Linked DNA regions of Homo sapiens: region 2 is linked to region 1. A link is an interaction called in ENCODE POLR2A ChIA-PET data of the cell type or tissue named here. Cell type or tissue: Panc1. All regions are shown on one strand. Links, peaks and the distances in the headings refer to the core of each region. The heading gives the core; the rest is flanking DNA.

What was found. ChIA-PET counts read pairs that join two places held together with the same protein. Peaks named below come from ENCODE experiments on the same cell type or tissue, not always from the same donor. Only the 100,000 strongest peaks of a DNase experiment are listed, where the experiment ranks them.
Region 2: POLR2A ChIA-PET joins it to region 1 with 7 read pairs; 2 of 35 experiments call an interaction of 5 or more read pairs at or near these places.

Annotation. Positions count from the first base shown.
Region 1 is chr11:33,048,184-33,055,091 of GRCh38, reverse strand. It overlaps TCP11L1 (t-complex 11 like 1), which reads right to left. Exons shown (of 10, transcript NM_018393.4): 3 at 367-499. Among named protein-coding and RNA genes, the nearest start is that of TCP11L1, 12 kb to the right of the region's middle. RefSeq lists an enhancer at 4,731-5,231. In Panc1, for the core only: no CTCF peak of the experiment used is centred there; no DNase peak of the experiment used is centred there.
Region 2 is chr11:34,224,903-34,228,902 of GRCh38, reverse strand. All of the region lies in intron 1 of ABTB2 (ankyrin repeat and BTB domain containing 2), which reads left to right. Among named protein-coding and RNA genes, the nearest start is that of NAT10, 120 kb to the right of the region's middle. In Panc1, for the core only: no CTCF peak of the experiment used is centred there; no DNase peak of the experiment used is centred there; H3K27ac peaks cover 381 bases.

The DNA of each region.
Region 1 (6,908 bases), core at 590-4,589:
TTTGATTCAATAAAAAAATGGTTAAGTGCCAGGCACTAGGGACACAGAGAATAACCCACAGTCTTCGCCTTTGCGATGAAACCAACAACTATAGTGCAGTGTGATAGTTTCAAAGAAGTGAATGAAACAAGGCAATGAAAACACAAGATGAGGCAGCTAGATCCTACTGAGTAGGCAGACTTTCACAAAAGATTTTTAGAGCTTTTATTTGATTTTTAGGTTGTTCCTTGTTCAGGAATATTTTTTAGCAATAATGTACAAAAGGAAAAATACGTTTGAATATATTGGTATCAACTGAAGGAAACATTTTCAAAACTGGGAAATGACAGTGTTCTACTAAGCAAGATAATTTAGCAACCACCTTACCTGTTTTCTGGTAATTCAACTGGTTTAATCTGAAAGTCTCCATTTACTACAATTTCATGGGCTAGAGCCATGTTGGTGACACCTCTCGCTGTCTCTAGAAGTTCTTCTACTGTCACAAAGCGAGGAGGACTAGCTGTAACAGAAACTCACTGTAAGAGATTTGCTTCCCTGGATCTGAATTTCTACTAAAATAAGAAAACAGTGGTTCTGGTACCAGACAATAATTTCAGTTATTGCGTCTATTAAAATGTTTGTTCTGGCATTTTCAAACAGCAACAGAATGTTACTTCATATTCATTTTTTACCCTTGAATCCTAAAAGCAGAGATCATTTATTAATACTCAAAACATCTGGTTTTTACTAAGACTGGTCAAAGGAAAATAATTACAGTAAACTGAAACCTAGGAAAACTTAAGTTACAGATGATCATCTGTCCCATAAGCTGAGGGTTTATTTTCTAGTCTTTCTGCCTCCTGTCTACCCTAAAAGAAAAAAAAAAAAAAGAAGACACCAGATTTAAGATCTTCTCTTTTGCTCCCATTAGCAGTTTACTTTTGCACTACCACTAACACTGCCACAAATGAATCTCCCCAAATTAAAATAGCATCAAGGCTAGGCACAGTGGTTCACACCTGTAATGCTAGCACTTTGGGAGGCCGAGGCGAGAGATCATTTGAGGCCAGGGGTTGGAGACCAGCCTGGGCACCATAGTGAGATCTTGTCTCTACAGAAAAATGTAAAAACTAACCGGGCATGGTGGTGCATGCCTGTAGTCCCAGCTACTCAGGAGGTTGAGGCTGGAGGATCGCTTGAACCTGCAGTGAGCTATGATCATGTCACTGCACTCAAGCCTGGGTAACAGAGCAAGACTCTGTCTCAAAAAAATAAAAATAAAAAGTTGTAAAAAATTAAAATACCATCAAGTCCTTTAGGGTGCCGATGGTGCTGTTTAAACAATGCTAAAACCACTATCTTGTACAGGATACTGTGACAGAATATGATAGCTCTGCAGTGGTCAATGGACAGATCAAAAGATGTGTGACACAAGAATTTTCTAGAATGCTGATCCAGTGAATCAAAAACTTTGAAAAAGAGTCATCTCTGATTTCTCTCTTTCCCCTGCTCTGTTATCCAAGTCCTGTAGATTTTACTTCTGTATCGACTGCTGCAACGGCCTCAAAATTTGTGTCCATACTTCTCTTTTGATAAAGCTTGAGACTGATCATTCAGAAAGAAGGTTCTAAACCAAGGAACAAAGGGGAATTCTTACTCTTAAAAGCCTATGATAAGGCAAGGCTCACACCTGTAATCCCAGCACTTTGGGAGATCAAGGCAGGTGGACCACCTGAGGTCAGGAGTTGGAGACCCACGTGGCCAACATGGTGAAACCTTGTCTCTACTAAAAATACAAAAATTAGCAGGGCGTGGTGGTGCATGCCTGTAATCCCAGCTCCTTGGGAGGCTGAGGCGAAAGGATTGCTTGAACCTGGGAGGTAGAGGTTGCAGTGAGCGAAGATCACACCATTGCACTCCAGCCTGGGCGACAGAGGAAGATTGTCTCAAAAAAAAAAAAAAAAAAAAGTCTCTGATAGCAATTCTCAAACTTTAGCCTATCATGGAGTCAGAGGGAGGACTTGTGAAAACAGATTGCTGAGCCCACCTCTCAGGGTTTCTGATTTAGCAGCTCTGGAGCAGGGCCAAAGAATCTGCATTTTTTATTTTTCTATTTTTTTTTGAGATAGGGTCTTACTCTGTCACCAACAGGAGTACAGTTGCACAATCATGGCTCACCCCAGCCTCAACCTCTCAGGCTCAAATCATCTTCCCACCTTAGCCTCCCAAGTAGCCAGGACTACAGGCACATGCCACCATGTCTGGTTATTTTTTCTATTTTTTTAAAGACAAGTTTCGCCATGTTGCCCAGGCTGGTCTCGAACTCCTGAGCTTAAGTAAGTGATCCGCCTGCCTCAGCCTCCCAAAATGCTGGGATTACAGGTGTGAGCCACAGCAGCCGGCCCAGAATCTGTATTTCTAACAAGTCTCCAGTTGATGCTGATGGCTCCAAACACCACAGTTTGAGAAGTACTGGCCTAGAAGATGAATATATTAATTTTATGTGATAGTGATAAGATCTGGCCTTAAAATTAGATAAGTAATGTCACTGGTTTGCCCAGGTTTAAAAGATCTTCTTACATTGGTGAAAAGTTATTTTCTTTCCTTTTTCTTTTGCGCACCAAAAAAAAGAAAAAAAAAAAAGGAACCAAATCGAAGAGCTGGTCATATCCTGCCTGGTAAAAAACTTTATTTGGTCACAAGGGGAAGTTGGGAAAACTCAGAATTCTTCCTCACAACATTCTCAGCATTTCCAAAGAATATGAATAAGAATACAGAATAAATAAATCTGGCTTTGTTGATATTGCTAAAATATAGTAAATATCCAAAATCAAAGCCCAATATATCTTTTCAATTAAAAAAATTTTTTTTAACTTTTAAGTTCAGGTGTACATGTGCAGGTTTGTTATACAGGTAATCTCGTGTCACGGGGGCTTGTTGTAGAGATTATTTTGTCACCCGGTTATTAAGTCTAGTACTCATTATTTTTCTTGATCCTCTCCCTCCTCCCACTCTCCAGTAGACCCCAGTGTCTCTTATTCCCCTCTATGGGTATATTATTAAGATGTCAATTTTCCCCAAATCAATCTATTGGTTAAATGAAATCCCAATCAGAAGGCTTTTTTGTTGAAACTGACAAACTAATTCTAAAATGTATAGGGAAACACAAAAGACCTCGAAAAGCCAAAACTATTTTGAAAAAGAAAAATAAAGCTAGAGGACTGACACTGATTTCAAGACTTATTATAAAACTATAACAAGACAGTGTATTTTTCCCATAAGGATATATAGAAATTCAGGGCAGAAAATCCAGAAATAGACTAATATACACACACATATATATATAGGTGGTCAACAGACAAGGATAGGCCGGGCACGGTGGCTCATGTACTTTGGGAGGCTGAAGCAGGTGGACTGCTTGAGGCCAGGAGTTCGAGACCAGCCTGGACAACACAGCGAAATCCTGTCTCTACTAAAAATCATTTAAGCCCAGGAGACAGAGGTTGCAGTGAGCTGAGATTGTGCCACTGCCCTCCAGTCTGGGTGACAGAGCAATACTCTGTCTCAAAAAAAGAAAAGCAAGGATAGTTTTGTTTGTTTGTTTGTTTTTAATCAAATGGTGCTACAACAATTAAGTATCTATATGTAAAAGAATTACTCTATCACGCCTGTAATCCCAGCACTTTGGGAGGCTGAGGCGAGCGGACCACAAGGTCGGGAGAACAAGACCATCCTGGCTAACACGGTGAAACCCCATCTCTACTAAAAATACAAAAAATTAGCCGGGCGTGATGGCAGGTGTCTGTAGTCCCAGCTACTTGGGAGGCTGAGGCAAGAGAATGGCGTGAACCCGGGAGGCCAAGCTTGCAGTGAGCTGAGATTGCACCACTGCACTCCAGCCTGGGCGACAGAGCGAGACTCCGTCTCAAAAAAAATTAATAATAATTACTCTAGATCCTTCTCTCAAATGATAAACAAAAATGAACTCAAAATGGATTGCAGAGCGGGGCATGGTGGCTCATGCCTGTAATCCCAGCCCTTTGGGAGGCCAAGGTGCAAAAATTGCTTGAGGCCAGGAATTTGAGAACAGCCTGGGCAACATGGCGAAACCCCATCTCTACAAAAAATACAATTAGCCAGGTGTGGTGGCATGCTCCTGTAGTCTCAGCTACTCAGGAGGCTGAGACGGGAAGATGGCTTAAGCCCAGGAGGCAGAAGTTGCAGTGAGCCATGACCCCGCCACAGCACTCCAGCATAGGTGACAGATAGAGACCTTGTCTAAAAAAAAAAAAGAATCACAGATAGAAATCTTTGCGATCTTGGATTAGGCAAAGATTTCTTAGATAGGATACAAAAAACTCAAACTACAAAATAAAAAATGGATAATTTGGATTTTATCAAAATTTAAAATGTACATTCCATGATAGACTCTATTAAGAAAATAAAAAGGTTTTTTTGTTATTTGTTTTTTGAAATAGGGTCTTATTCTGTTGCCCAAACTGGAGAGTGGTGATCACAGTTCACTGTGGCCTCAACCTCCCAAATAGCTGGGACTATAGGTGCACACCCAGTTCAGTAGGGATCTCCTGTATATATACATATGTATAAATATATGCTTATTTTTAAATTATTTCTGTTATCAGTTATCAGAAAATGAAACTTCCACTGTGGGTACATCAATATCAAGCATCAGGTGTTATTATCAAGCATCAGGTGTTATTATCAAGCATCAGGTGTTATTAAACTCCACCAAGGTCTTACCCCTTAAGAAGAAACTCAGAGATTATTAGGGCTCCCAAGTTTTTTAACCTTGCTTTTGCAAAAAATTGTGGGGAAAAGAGAGATCAGACTGCTACTGTGTCTATGTAGAAAGAAGTAGACATAAGAGACTCCATTTTGTTCTGTACTAAGAAAAATTCTTCTGCCTTGAGATGTTGTTAATCTGTAACCCTTGTCCCAACCCTGTGCTCACAGCAGAGACCTGTGCTGTGTTGACTCAAGGTTTAATGGATTTAGGGCTATGCAGGATGTGCTTTGTTAAAAAAGTGCTTGAAGGCAGTATGCTTGTTAAAAGTCATCACCATTCTCTAACCTCAAGTACCCAGGGACACAATACACTGCGGAAGGCCCTCCAGCAGGGGCCTCTGCCTAGGAAAGCCAGGTATTGTCCAAGGTTTCTCCCCATGCAATAGCCTGAGATATGGCCTCCTGGGAAGGGAAAGACCTGATCATCCCCCAGCCCAACACCTGTAAAGGGTCTGTGCTGAGGAGGATTAGTAAAAGAGGAAGGCCTCTTTGCAGTTGAGATAAGAGGAAGGCATCTGTCTCCTGCTCATCCCTGGGCAATAGAATGTCTTGGTGTAAAACCCAATTGTATGTTCTATTTACTAAGATAGGAGAAAACTGCCTTAGGGCTGGAGGTGAGGTGCTAGCGGCAATACTGCTCTTTAATGCACCCAGAAGTTTGTATCCGTGCACATCAAGGCACAGTACCTTTCCTTAAACTTATTTATGACACAGAGACCTTTGTTCACAGGTTTCCTGCTGACCCTCTCCCCACTATTACACTATTGTCCTGCCACAACCCCCTCTCCAAGATGGTAGAGATAATGATCAATAAATACTGAGGGAACTCAGAGACAGGGTGCAGGTCCCCTGGGCCCACTTTTCTTTCTCTATACTTTGTCTCTGTGTCTTATTTCTTTTCTCAGTCTCTCGTCCCACATGACGAGAAACACCCACAGGTTGTGGAGGGGCAGGCCACCCCTTCAAAAATAATCAATGTCTTACCATCTGAAATTTATGAAAACAACAGAAATACATCACATCAAGTCCTCTGGGTGAATTTTTTTTTTTTTTTTTTTGAGACGGAGTCTTGCTCTGTCACGAGGCTGGAGTGCAGTGGCGCGATCTCGGCTCACTGCAACCTCCGCCTCCCGGGTTCAAGTGATTCTCCTGCCTCAGCCTCCCAAGTAGCTGGGACTACAGGCGTGTGCCACCACACCCAGCTAATTTATGTATTTTTAGTAGAGACAGGGTTTCACCATGTTGGCCAGGATGGTCTTGATCTCTTGACCTCATGATCCACCTGCCTTGGCCTCCCAAAGTGCTGGGATTATAGGCATGAGCCACCGCGCCTGGCCGGATTTGTTATTTCCCAATAATTTTAGTCATCTGGGTAATAATAGGCACCGTTACTATGCTGCCTAGTCATGAAACACAGTGGCTGGAGCAAATCAGGAAGGAATTTCACTTCCTCTGGACTCTGTTGAGTACGGCCTTGAACAAGTCACTTAAATCTTGCAGGGTCAGTGTTTCTCCATATGCAAAAAGAAGAGACTTAAGGGTGTGCTATGAAATATAAGAATCCTCCGAATTTTAAACAAGTGCATTCTCAGTGTTTTGGGCATACTTGGAAAAAAACAGCTTGCACCAAGTACTAAGAACCTCACCATTAGGAAGAAGAAAATTTTCAGGAACTGTCCAAGTTAAGAGACTACTTAAAATCAAACTTATCAATGACAGGTATCTGATCATGATAGATAAAAGCTACAGTTCTAAGATATGATCAGGACATGTTACCGATGTACATACAGAGGAATTATTCACTGCATACAAATTATAGGGTTGTGGGGATTTTGTTTTGTGAGAGTTCTCAAATTTACCAATTTCATAAATGAAAACTTGGTAAGGATTGCATAAAATTGCATAAAGATGCAATTTGGTGGACAACACGTCTTCACCTCAATTTGTTAAGAGAACCTGGGTTGTAATAAGAGCCATGAAAAATGGTAAGGTCAACTCAGACATGGTGGTGCACACTTGTAGTCTCAGCTACTAGGGAGGTTGAGGTGGGTGAATCACTTGAGCCCAGGAGTTCAAGGCCAGCCTGGGCAACATAGAGTGATCCGGTCTTAAAAAAAAAAAAT
Region 2 (4,000 bases), core at 1-4,000, 1.2 Mb before region 1:
AGTGATCTGTCCACCTTGGCCTCCCAAACTCCTGGAATTACAGGCATGAGCCACTGCACCTGGCCCCTGAGATACCACTTTCTTAGGACTATAACCAAACAGACAGATAATAAGTGTTGGTGAGGATGTGGAGAAATTGGAGCCTTCATACACCACTGGTAGGAACGTAAAATGGTGAAGTCACTGTGGAAAACAAGCATGGTGGTTCCTCAAAAAATCAAACATAGGCTGGGTGCGGTGGCACATGCTGTAATCTCAGCATTTTGGGAGGCTGAGGCAGGCGATCACCTGAGGTCGGATGTCGAGACTAGCCTGGCCAACATGGTGAAATCTCTACTAAAAATATAAAAATTATCTAGGTATGGTGGCGGGCGCCTGTAATTCCAGCTACTCTGGAGGCTGAGGCAGGAGAATTACTTGAACCCAGGAGGCAGAGGTTGCAGTGAGCCAAGATCATGCTACTGAGCCAAGACTACACCACTGCACTCCAGCCTGGGCAACAAAGTGAGACCTTATCTCAAAAAGAAAACAAACAAAAAAGTAGGCCAAGTGTGGTGGCTCACGCCTGTAATCCCAGCACTTTGGGAGGCCGAGGCGGGCGGATCACCTGAGGTCAGGAGTTTGAAACCAGCCTGGCCAACATTGCGAAACCCTGTCCCTACTTAAAATACAAAAATTAGCCAGGTGTGGTGGCACGTGCCTGTAATCCCAGATACTCAGGTGGCTGAGGCAGGAGAATTGCTTGAACCTGGGATGCAGAGGTTGCAGTGAGCCAAGATCATGCTACTGAGCCAAGATTACACCACTGCACTCCAGCCTGGGCAACAAAGTGAGACCTTATCTCAAAAAGAAAACAAACAAAAAAGTAGGCCAAGTGTGGTGGCTCACGCCTGTAATCCCAGCACTTTGGGAGGCCGAGGCGGGCGGATCACCTGAGGTCAGGAGTTTGAAACCAGCCTGGCCAACATTGCGAAACCCTGTCCCTACTTAAAATACAAAAATTAGCCAGGTGTGGTGGCACGTGCCTGTAATCCCAGATACTCAGGTGGCTGAGGCAGGAGAATTGCTTGAACCCGGGATGCAGAGGTTGCAGTGAGCCAAGATCATGCCATTGCACTCCAGCCTGGGTGACAGAAGCAAAACTCCGTCTCAGAAAATAAAAAAAAAGAAGAAAAAAAAAGTTACAATTACCACACAACCCAGCAGTTCCACTCATATATACCAAGATAAATGAAAATGTATGTTCACACAAAAACTTGTACATGACTAGCAGCATTGTTTGTAATAGCCAAAAGGTAGAAACAATCCAAATATTCATCAATAATTGAATAGATAAACAAAATGTGGTATATCCATGCAATGGAATATCATTCGCCCACAAAAAGTATAGTACTGATACATGCTACAACATGGATGGACCTTAAAAACATTATGCCACATAAAAGAAGCCAGACACAAAAAGCCACATCTTGTGGGATTCCATTTATGTGAAATGTCCAGGAAAGGCAAATTCGTAGAGACAGAAAATAGCTTAGTGCTTTCTAAGAACAGAGGGAAATGGATAATGGGGAGAGACTGATGACTTCCAATGGGTACAGATTCTTTTTTTTTTTTTTCTTTTTTTTTTTTGAGATGGAGTCTCACTCTGTCACCCACACTGGAGTGCAGTGGTGCAATCTGGGCTCACTGCAACCTACGCCTCCTGGGTTCAAGTGATTCTCCTGCCTCAATCTCCTGAGTAGCTGGGATTACAGGTGTGCGCCACCATATCTGACTAATTTTTGTGTTTTTAGTACAGACGGGATTTCGCCATGTTGGCCAGGCTGATCTTGAACTCCTTTTTATTTTGGAGACAGAGTCTTTTTCAGGCTGGAGGGCAGTGGTGCCATCTCAGCTCACTGCAACTTCCGCCTCCTGGGTTCAAGCAATTCTCCTGCCTCAGGAGAGTAGCTGGGACTACAGGCGTACACTGCCACACCATGCTAATTTTTGTATTTTTAGTAGAGATGGGGTTTTGCCATGTTGGCCAGCCTGGTCACCAACTCCTGACCTGAAGTGATCCACCTGCCTCGGCCTCCCAAAGTGCTGGGATTACAGGTGTGAGCTACCATACCCATACCATACCAAACGTTTTCTTTTTGGGGTGATGAAAATGTTCTGAAATTAAATAGTGGTTATGGTTTCATACTCTGATATACTAAAAACAGCGAATGAAATGTTTTAAAAGGGTAAATTTTATAGCATGTGAATTATATCTCATTTTGAAAAAACAGCCTACTTGGACTCATGAACGCTGAGCCCAGTTTCTCTATACTGGAGTTGTGAGGAGCATGGTCCTACTCTGTGGCCTTGGGCAAGTAGCTTAACTTCTCAGGTTATTGTCCGTGTTTTATGTTAAAGCCATATGTGATACCATCATGTCACAGAGTCCTTAGGCAGTTTGTACTGACCCTGCCTGTAGTCTGCACTTGTTCATTGCTCCTTAAGGAGGCAGCTTCCTCATTTGTGTGAGGGGATCTTGGTTTTGCTTTCTATTCCCATAGGAGAGCTCCTCTTTTAAAACATCCCTTCCAGGAGACTGGGCTCTGGATCAAGGAAGGGCAGTGGTGGCCCATCCTGCCAAGCTATTCCCAATGTTTATTTGAGGCAATAAAACTCAAATAGGTAGTGGCTTCTTTTTTTTTTTTTTTTTTTTTTTAATGGACTCTCAGCTCAGTCTTTCACCCAGGCTGGAGAGTAGTGGTGCAATCTCAGCTCACTGCAATCTCTGCCTCCCAGGCTCAAGTGATCCTCCCACCTCAGCCTCCCAAGTATCTGGGACTACAGGCGCACGCAACACTCGGCTAATTTTTTGTATTTTTGGTAGAGACGGGGTTTCACCATGTTGCCCAGGCTGCTCTCAAACTCCTGAGCTCAGGCAATCCACCCGCCTCGGCTTCCCAAAGTGCTGGGATTACAGGCGTGAGCCACCGCACCTGGCTTGATAGCGGCTTCTAAAACCTATAGTTACTTGGAATGTCCAGGGACTTCTAAGCTCAAAGCACTCATGTAACACAGGTTCTTATTTTTCAGATACTTTCTTCTTTCTCCTTTTCTCTGCCCACCCCACCAGCCCTTTCTTTTTATTTTATTTATTTATTTATTTTTGAGGTGGAGTTTCACTCTTGTTACCCAGGCTAGAGTGCAATGGCGCGATCTCGGTTCACCGCAACCTCTGCCTCCCTGGTTCAAGCAATTCTCCTGCCTCAGCCTCCCGAGTAGCTGGAATCACAGGCATGTGCCACCACACCGGGCTAATTTTGTATTTTTAGTAGAGACGGGGTTTCTCCATGTTGGTCAGGCTGATCTCGAACTCCTGACCTCAGTTGATCTGCCCACCTCGGCCTCCCAAAGTGCTGGGATTACAGGCATGAGCCACCGCGCCTGGCTAGCTCTTTCTTTTTAAGGGAAGGGAAGAGGAAAGCTAGAGCCCAAGAGGGTGGGCTCTGCAGTCTACAAGCCCTGTGTGGAGTCTGAGCTATTGTTTACAGCTGGCGACTTCAGCCATAACAGTGGCGGGGTCTTGCAGCATGACAGTTTAATTCTTTGCTCCCCAGGCCGGCTTTTGGCCCAGGACCAGGGCCAGAGCTGGAGACCAGGCTGACAAGCCCACTCTTTCCCCTTCTGCTCTAACGCGTCAGAGCAGTCAGCCTCTGCCCTCTGCCCTCCCTGACGGCCACCTCCTCATTAGCTGAGCAATTGGAGGAGACGGGTGTCATGAATACATTGCTTTTCCTTTAACTTGTAATGCCATCGGAAGTCAGAACTATTATTCTAGTTTAATATTCAGAATATCTCAGTATCTCAGTTTTGACTGCATACCTCAAGTTTAGATTTAAAGCTAAAATAAATCCACATTCTCTGAACATGGATTTTTTTATACTTATTAAGCACCTACCATGTTCTTGGAACTGTGTGAACTGCAGAGATGACAGCAAGAAGGAAGTGTGAAGAAAAATAT